Linked DNA regions of Homo sapiens: all the other regions are linked to region 1. A link is a contact called in ENCODE Hi-C or POLR2A ChIA-PET data. All regions are on one chromosome and are shown on one strand. The core of a region is the stretch at or near the end of the contact, and the rest is flanking DNA. Distances in the headings are between cores, read along the strand shown.

What was found. Hi-C counts contacts between places; a loop is a spot of excess contacts on that map. ChIA-PET counts read pairs that join two places held with the same protein, here RNA polymerase II (POLR2A). Pooled maps may share reads with other maps.
Region 2: a map with no recorded cell type shows a loop between it and region 1 (36-fold over the local background). The contact joins the promoter of WDR45B here to the promoter of FASN in region 1. A Hi-C loop is called at or near these places in 5 of 37 single-sample maps with no recorded cell type and 14 of 50 pooled maps. POLR2A ChIA-PET finds 5 or more read pairs at or near these places in 1 of 52 experiments (PC-9).
Region 3: a pooled map shows a loop between it and region 1 (15-fold over the local background). The contact joins the promoter of FN3KRP here to the promoter of FASN in region 1. A Hi-C loop is called at or near these places in 1 of 37 single-sample maps with no recorded cell type and 7 of 50 pooled maps. POLR2A ChIA-PET finds 5 or more read pairs at or near these places in 1 of 52 experiments (PC-3).

Annotation. Positions count from the first base shown.
Region 1 is chr17:82,096,615-82,099,489 of GRCh38, forward strand. It overlaps FASN (fatty acid synthase), which reads right to left and starts at 1,622. Exons shown (of 43, transcript NM_004104.5): 1 at 1,507-1,622. RefSeq lists an enhancer at 1-846 and silencers at 715-764, 825-1,034, 1,055-1,244, 1,315-2,794.
Region 2 is chr17:82,647,135-82,649,945 of GRCh38, forward strand. It overlaps WDR45B (WD repeat domain 45B), which reads right to left and starts at 1,310. Exons shown (of 10, transcript NM_019613.4): 1 at 1,140-1,310. The coding sequence starts at 1,206. RefSeq lists silencers at 763-812, 823-872, 1,473-1,542 and enhancers at 955-1,454, 1,833-1,902.
Region 3 is chr17:82,715,223-82,718,136 of GRCh38, forward strand. It overlaps FN3KRP (fructosamine 3 kinase related protein), which reads left to right and starts at 1,484. Exons shown (of 6, transcript NM_024619.4): 1 at 1,484-1,674. The coding sequence starts at 1,534. It overlaps LOC101929552 (a long non-coding RNA gene), which reads right to left and starts at 1,031. Exons shown (of 2, transcript NR_136400.1): 1 at 345-1,031. RefSeq lists silencers at 1,301-1,540, 1,561-1,640, 1,721-1,810.

The sequences.
Region 1 (2,875 bases), core at 372-2,871:
TGGGCCCTGACCCCGCTCTCGCTGGGAGGGGCTGCGTGCTCTGGGAACAGGCCCGCCTCTGGGCCCTGACCCATTCAGTTCAGGGTATTGGCTGGGGTACCCCACTGGAGCCCTGCAGCCCTGGCCTCCCCAGCAGTTACTGGTTTCTGCGCCTGTGTCGGCTTCCACTCGCCTGAGTCTCAGCCTTCCAAGGCTCCTGGAGCTTGTCCCAGGCCATCCCTAGGGCACCAGGGGGCTCACAGTGAGGAGCAGGCAGGGTCACCTGAGATGGGGACAAGGCCTCAGGTGGCCAGCCTGCTAAGGGCCATCAAAGAAATGGAGAGGCAGGGTCCCAAAGCCGGGGCATGGAGGTGGCTGGGAGCCCTAGAGGGGGGTACTCAGCACCCATGCTCACCCGTGTTGGGGTGGGGGCCCGCTGTCCAGGCCAGCCCAAGAGCCACCAGGGCTGGGGAGGGACGAAATGGGGATAGCCTATGCTCTGGGGGAAAGGTGGCCCCTGCCCCACTGTGGACCGACCCAGCCAGTCCAACCCCTCCAGCAGGGTCCAACCTGGAGAACCACTCCTGGCCAGGACACGCAGGTGTTGCCTGGCACCCTTCACCTGCGCGGGTGAACCCACAGACGCTTGCCTCCCCATACCAACCCACACACCACAGGAGGCCCTCCCTGGAGCCCAGGTCCCTAAGACCCGGAACGGGTGCCCAGGCCGCCGGCTCCTCCTCCAGCATGAGGGCTGGTGCGGCCCTGGGGGGAGGGGGCGGAGGCCAGCGCTGGTCTGGCCACTTGCACGAGGCCCCAGGGCCTGATACGCGCGCCGCCCCTCGGCAGTGCGGCCTCCCTTGGGCCGTCCCGGCAGGGAGGCGGCCGCCTTCCCACCCGCTGCGATTCACAGAGGCTTGGCTGCCCCGGGCCAGCTCCAGGCCCGCACGCTGGGTCCTCGCCGCTTGCTATTCACGCGGGGTCGACGGCCAGGCAGGGGGTGGGAACACCGCGGCGCGCCCGGCCTCCCTTCGCCCCGGGCGGGGGCTGCTCGGGACCCCTGCGCTTCGGCCGGGCTGCGCCACGTGATGGGGAGGCCGGTCCCGGCGCGGCCCCTGCGCCCCCCCGTTCCTCCCTCGCGGCGTCCCCTTCGGGCTGGGCCTCGGCTCCGGGGCGGCTCCGGGAGGAGGATGCGGCGGCGCCTTTGTGGGCGCGGGGAGGCCGAGCCGGGGGCTCCTCCAGGCCCTTCAGGGTCCGCGGCCTCCCCCACGGGAAGCGAAGGCGGCTGTTGGTGGCTTTCCCCGGCGTCCTTCCCCCGCCATCCGCCCACCTACTCCGCGGGGCCCCGGGCGCCTCCGAAGGGGCACGAACACCGAGACCCGGACAGGCCGCCCAGGCGACCCCTGGATACGGGGCCGGGCCACGCGCGCCCCGAGAGCGGAGGATGAGGAGCCGGGCCACCCCGGGAACCCCGGGCCCAGCCCCGACCACGACCCGCGCCCCGGCCCCAGCGCCGGCTGCTCGTACCTGGTGAGGGCGCGGGCGGCGGTGCGGGCGGCGGAGAGCGAGGCTGGAGCGCGGCGGAGCGGGAGGCTGAAGCGCGGCGGAGAGGGAGGCCGGGGCCGCTGCCGTCTCTCTGGCTCCCTCTAGGCCGGCGCCGACGCTATTTAAACCGCGGCCATCCCCGGGCGGCCACGCCACATGGGCTGACAGCTTGGCTGCGCCGCCCAGGCCAATGAGCGTCGGGGCTGCGCCCCGGGACCCGGCGCGCCGCCGCCGGTGGGGTGATGCTCGTGCGCGCCGCCGCCCGAGCCGGGACCCTGCGCGGGAACGCGCCTGGGGGGGTGGGGCTGGGACTGAGGAGCGCCGGGGGCGGGGCGGGCGGGAAACCACCGCCCCCCGACTTCCGCCTCCCGCCCCGCGGGCCCCGACGCGCACGCGGCTGCGACCGAGCCCGCGGCGCGCCTCCCGAGCCATCCCCGACCCCCGTGTCCGCCGGGGCCACGTGTGCGGGATGGGAATGCTTGGGCCACACTGGGGACTACCCCGTGGCCACACCGGGGGTCCAGCCGGCTGCGGCGGGGCGCTCGGACCCACAGGCGCGCGGAAGGACGGACGGACCCGCGTGCCCGCACTTCGGCCGCCGACTCCACGCCGCCGTCGCTGCCCGCGCGGAGCTGGCTGAGGGCGCGGCGTTGCGCGGCGCGGCGGCAGCAGCAACCAATCGGGCGCCAGGGGTGTTCGCACCGGCCCAATGGCGGCGCGCGGGTGGGCGTTGCTAGGCGATAGGGTGATGGGCGGGCGGCGGGGCGGTCCCGGATGCCTCGCGGGCCGCGGCGCAAGTGCGGGCGTTGACCCCGGCCGCGGGCGCCCCGGCCGGGGTTACTGCCGGTCATCGCAGCGCATCCCCGGTTTTCCTCGCGGGTGCGGCGGGGAACCCAGACCCGAGACGGACGTCCACCCACCCGACGGCCCCTCCTTAGCAGCTTCCCGGGGACCCGGACGAGGCGCAGGGCCGAACGGGCGAGCGCACTCCAGGCCGCTGGAGCTCGGCGGAGGGGAGGGGCGCGGCCACGTGGCGAGCGGAGTCGGCCGGGACACCCACCTGGTGTGGTGCGGACAAAGGGAGCCGCTGCCCCACTTCCCAGGGCGGAGGCTGCGAGTTTTCCAGGCGCGCACCCACGGGCGGGGGCTCAGCCCGGCCCTCGCGCGCTCCCTCCCTCCCGAGTGATTCCTCGAATCGTGGCCCCTTGGGCGGCCTGAGCCCTGAAGCGCGGCCTCCCTTTTCTGACCGCTTCGCGCTTGCGGGGCCAGGCACCCCATGGGGGGCAAGCGGGCCTTGTGAGGCCACAGGTGTCTCTGGCTGCGTGTCCTACTTTGAGGGCTCAGCAAGCCC
Region 2 (2,811 bases), core at 60-2,559, 550 kb after region 1:
AGGAGAATGGCGTGAACCCGGGAGGAGGAGGTTGCAGTGAGTCGAGATCGCACCAGGCTGGGCGACAGAATGAGACTCCGTCTCAAAATGAAATAAATAAATAAATAAAATTGTCTTCACATATACGGGATCATACAGCACCTGCCTGGATTCTCTTCAAAAACAAAACTTCCAAAGCCAACATGTAAAGCCTCGCAGAAGCCTGTCTCGGAATAACGGACATTCCTTTTCCTCCCCATCAGGACCTTTGGGAAGCGCGCCCTTCAAATGGGAGGTGAGGAGGCAACCATCCGAATCCAGGTCCCGCCCGCCTCCCGCGGGAATCCGACCGCGCCGCCCCGGCCGCATCCCCCGCAGCTCCGAAGCACCTGCGGGGAAGGAGGTCACCTTCCCTGGGCGCTTTAAATCATCCAGTGCTTACACCTGGATTCCGACATGGGAAAAGAAGTAAGATTTCCCTCAAAGGCCTCCCTTAAGTCCTTTGACTCCACCAAACACGAAGAAAAATCCCGGGGAGTGGGGGTGGGGAGAGTGACATTTTCCGATGGAAACCGACGGGAAAGGTGAGACCTGCACCCCACCCGCGCCACTCGCCACCAGAGGCGTCGGAGACGCCGGCTCCGCGGCTCCAGTAAACCCAAGCGAAGTCAGCTCAGCCACGGGCTACCTACTAAAGACCCTGAAAGGAACAGGGGGCAAAACGGGGTTCTGGGCAGGGCGTCAATCACGCTGTGGGGAAAATCCCGATAACCGTGGAGCCCGCAGGGAGCCAGGGAACCCGAGTGGGCGTGGCGCGCGGGGAGGGGCGTCCGCGCAGGAGGCTGGGGTTCTGTGCCGTCTCCCACCGACCTCGACCTCGGCCCGGGACGGCCGGCTGGGAGCGGTCACAACCCGGGGGGTGGGGGAGCGCGAAAGGCCAGGAAGGTGGGAGCCGGTTCGGGCCTGGTCCGGACCCCGGCTCGGGCTGGGAGCAGCGGCGAGGGCCGGGGCCGGGGGCTTCGGAGGGGAGCTCGGGCGGGGCCGGGGTCCCGGGTGGAAGGCCTGGCCGGAAAGGGGCGCCCAGGAGAGGCCTGAGAGCCGGGGACCCCGGGCTGCGGGAAGGCCCGGCCGGGCAAGGCGACAGGGCCGCGCCTCCTCACCGTGGTCCTGGTTGAAGCCGGCGTAGAGCAGCCCGTTGCCGTGAGGGTTACACGGCAGGAGGTTCATGGCGCCGCCGTGCTGGGTCGCCGCTCCTCAGCGCTGCATGCCTCTCGCTGGGGACGGCGGCCTGGTCCCTTCGGGCCGGCGCTGAGGCCGCCGCGGCCGGAAGTGCCGGACGTACGTGCGTGCGTGCTGGATGTGCGTGTGTGCTGGACGTGCGTGCGTGCGTGCTGGACGTCCGTGCGCGCGCCCGCGCCCCACCAGGGAGCCTATGGAGCGCCGAGCGCATCTAACCGAAGCGAGGCGAGACGAGGCGAGGCAGGGCGGGGAGGGGCGGGGCGGGGCGAGGCGAGGCGAGGCGAGGAAAGGCGGGGAGAGGCAGGGCGGGCGGGGCGGGATGAGGCGGGGAGAGGCAGGGCGGGCGGGGCGGGATGAGGCGGGGAGAGGCGGAGCGAGGCGGGGCGGGGAGGAGGGGGCGGGGCGGGGCGGGGCGAGGCGAGGAAAGGCGGGGAGAGGCAGGGCGGGCGGGGCGGGGCGGAGGCGGGGAGGGGCGGAGCGAGGCGGGGCGGGGAGGAGGGGGAGGGGCGGGGCGGGGAGGGGCCAGGCGGGAGCGCAGAGCACGTTCGCGGGAGGGTCTGGCCTTGTCATGCGCGGGGTCGCCGCGGGAAGGAGGATGGCCCGTTGAGGGCTTGGCACGGATACCTGACGGTCGGAGGAAGGGGGGAGAGCCGGTAAAGGAGGCTGACCCAAAACTGAGGCCCGGTGCATCATCCCTCATGAGAGGCAAGCCCAGAAGCGCCACAATACTAGGGTCCCCCTTCAGGAGACAGAGACCCCCAGGACACAGAGGGCCCCCAAGTCACTCAGCCCCCCCAGGACACGCAGCTCCTGCAGGACGCAGAGGGTGCCCAAGACACACAGTCCCCAGGACAGAGACCCCCCAGGACACAGAGGACCCCCAAGACACGCAGTCTCCAGGACACAGAGGTCCCCCCAGGACACACAGTGCCCCCAGGACACAGAGGTCCCCCAGGACACAGCACTCCCAGGACACACAGCCCCCCCGGGACACAGAAACCCCCCCAGGACACAGCCCCCCTAAGACACACAGCCTCCCCCAGTACACAGAGTCCTTTCCAGGGCACATATTCCCCCAGAAGACACAGAGGTCCCCCTAAGACACACAGCCCCCCCAGGACACACAGACCGCCAGGTCACAGAGACCTTCCCAGGACACAGGGACCTTCCCAGGACACATAGCCCCCCAGAGGACACACAGCCCCCCCACGACACAGCCCATAGAGGACACAACCCCTTAGTACCCCACCTAAAGGACAGGTGGCCCTCACACAGCACAGCCCCCGCAGGACTCCGGGACCCTCAGGTCACATTGCTCACAGGGCACAGTTCTCAACTCTTAGGGTCAGGCTGCTGGGGGCATCCTGGTCACAGAGCTTTGTCCCTGGGCTTGGCTCATGCAGTGGATGGCTGTGGAGGCCTGAGTGCTGGCCCTCGTGTCTCTTGCCCAGGGAGTCCTCTCCACTCCCCCTCCTCACTTTCCTGTCCCCTCCTAGGCTCTCCCTGTTCCCTGCAGCACACCTGATCTCCTAGGAGGTCCTGACACTGTCCCCTCGCAGCCACCTGCCTCCACCCCGTCTGTCATCCTCATCC
Region 3 (2,914 bases), core at 234-2,733, 620 kb after region 1:
GTTCACCCACTCCACCGCCTTTGGAGCACCTTTTAATTCTCTCACTCTTCTCTAATGTGTTCCTTGATTTATCTATTACCATCTGCGGATTTTCATCTGTTCTTTTTTGCCTTTTTTTTTTTTGAGACGGAGTTTTGCTCTTGTCACCCAGGCTGGAGTGCAATGGCGGGATCTCAGCTCACTGCAACCTCCGCCTCCCGGGTTCAAGCGATTCTCCTGCCTCAGCCTCCCGAGTATCTGGGATTACAAGCGCCCGCCACCACGCCCCGCTAATCTTTTTTGCTTTTTAAAATTATGAAATGCGGTATACACACAGAAAAGTGCGTGAACACACACATATGTACCATTTAATAGATAGTTATAAAATGATCCGCCCGCCTCAGCCTCCCAAAGTGCTGGGATTACAGGCGTGAGCCACCGCTTCCGGCCTCAGGAGAGGATTCGTGTTTGCTTCTCCCAACGTCCAGGGAAGCGACATTTCCTATTTGCTTTAGACTAAAATCTATACTTGAATTTTTTGTTTACTGTAGGTAATATTAACTAGGGTTGCAGTCCGTGGAGGGCCGACTATGCGAACGGTTTCTATGAACCATCCTTTGCTGAAGGCTGAAACCTCTTCGTCCCCTGGGAGAGTTCCTATTCAGGCCTTCTTGTAGTTAGTTCATCCTTGTGTTGACAGCTGTATTAGGGTTCTCCAGAGAGACGGATCCAGTAGGATATAGACGTAGATCCAGGACAGGAGATGGACTGGGGGAGCTGGCGTTTGCAATTACGGAGGCCGAGAAGTCTGTGAGCCGGAGACCCCGGGACTCGGGTAGCCGGGCTCAGCCCAGGTCGGAAGGCCTCAGAAGCGGGGAAGCGGATGGTGTGGCCCTCAGCACGACCCACCCCAAATCATGCCTTGCCAGGTTTCTGGGAATTCCTGGTCCAGCCCAGCTGGCACCTGACACTGGCCGTAACGGCAGGGCCACTGTTAGCTGTTAGCCTCAGGGCCCCAGGTTTAGGGGCGGTGTCTCCGTTGCACGTGCACCCCGAGCGCGCCCGCCACTCCCCACATCAGGAGCTCTGTTCCTCGGGTTCAGCAAACGCCCGGGCGAAAGCAATCTTAACATTCTGGGCTCCCGGCACCCAGACCTTGGGCTGATGCCCCTTGCTAGTGGGTCAGCTCTTTAGAAAATATATTCTAACTATTTCCATCAGCATTTCCACTTATTTTGTGCAGGAGAGTTGAACCCAAACCGTCTGGGTCGGGGTCGGTCAGGCCCCGCCCCCTGACGTCATCTCACCCCCACCCAATCCCCCGCGCCTACCTGCCTCCCGGCCCCTCCCCTTCCCGCCCCTCAATCCCAGCGCTCATCTCTGCGGCCACGCCCGCCCCTTCCCGCCACCCAATCCTAGCGCTTGTCTCTGCGGCCGGGCCCCGCCCCCACCCGCCCCCCGCCCAATCCTCGCGCGGACTCATGTTTGCCCGCTCGGCCGCCGTCTCTCGAGTCTCCGCCAGATCCGGGGCGGGTCCGCGGCCGCGGCGGGAACATGGAGGAGCTCCTGAGGCGCGAGCTGGGCTGCAGCTCTGTCAGGGCCACGGGCCACTCGGGGGGCGGGTGCATCAGCCAGGGCCGGAGCTACGACACGGATCAAGGACGAGTGTTCGTGAAAGTGAACCCCAAGGCGGAGGTCAGGCAGCGGGTCGGGCGGGCCGGGGGACCGGTTTCTTTCCGGAGAGGGTCGCGGGCCTCGGCGCGGGGCGCGGCCTGGGCTTCTCCCGCCGGAGGCCGTGGGTGGCTCTCCCGGGACTGCCGCCGCCGCCCCTTGCGGGGAACCCTTTGCGCGGGGCGAGCGGTGAACGGGGGCGGCGGAAGCGTCCGGGGCGTCCGGAGGAGTTTGCACCTGCGGGGAACTGTCCGGAGCAGGAACCGCGGCCGCCCCACACCTCCTGTTCTCCGTGAACTTTCTCTCGGGGGCGCTACGTGAAATGGGGCGGGACTGGCTGCTGCAGTCTTGCTCCCGGGGTTCCTGCCCTGCGGTGCTGGTTAAGTGGGGTCGTTCTAGCCGGGGAAGCTGCTTAAGTCCTCAGCTTAAGTGACTCTGGAGGTGTCCATCCCCCGTGAGCCTCGGTCAGTACGTTGTGAAACGGGGCGAAGGTGCTGCCCCCAGGCCAGCTGCTGCGCCTCACCACACCCTGGCATGCTCTGTCCTTCTGTTAGACTCATTCTCGGGCCGGGCGCGGTGGCTCACGCCTGTAATCCCAGCACTTTGGGAGACAGAGGTGGGTGGAGCGCGAAGTCAGGAGTTCGAGACCAGCCTGGCCAACAAGGTGAAACCCCCGTCTCTATTAAAAATACAAAAATTAGCTGGGCGTGGTGGCGGGCGCCTGTAATCCCAGCTACTCGGGAGGCTGAGGCAGAAGAATCGCTTGAACCCAGGAGGCAGAGGTTGCAGTGAGTCGAGATCGCGCCACTGCACTCCAGCCTGCTGGGTGACTGAATGAGACTCCGTCTCAAAAAAAAAAGAGTGTTCCTAGCAGCGGTGACATGGCAGCTGTGGTGGGGCTCTGAGGCTGAGGAGGTGGGGACTCTGAAGAACTGAAAGAAGGATGAAGACAGCTGGAAGTCAGGAGCACGAGGAGAGTGTGTGTGTCTATGTGTATGTTGTGTGTGTGTACGTTGTATGTGTGTATGTTTGTAATGTTTGTATGTTGTGTGTATGTATTGTGTGTCTGTGTGTGTGTAAGGGTGGAGCCCCAGGTGAGGATGGGAGAGTGGGCAGGGCAGTGGTGTGTGTCTCAGGAGAAAAAGAAAGGCCGCTGGCCCTGACCTGTTCTGCGGGGATCACTGCTGTGTATGTTGTGTGTGTGTGTCTGTGTGTTGTGTGTGTATGGTGTGTCTGTAAGTCGTATGTTGTGTGTGTTGTGTGT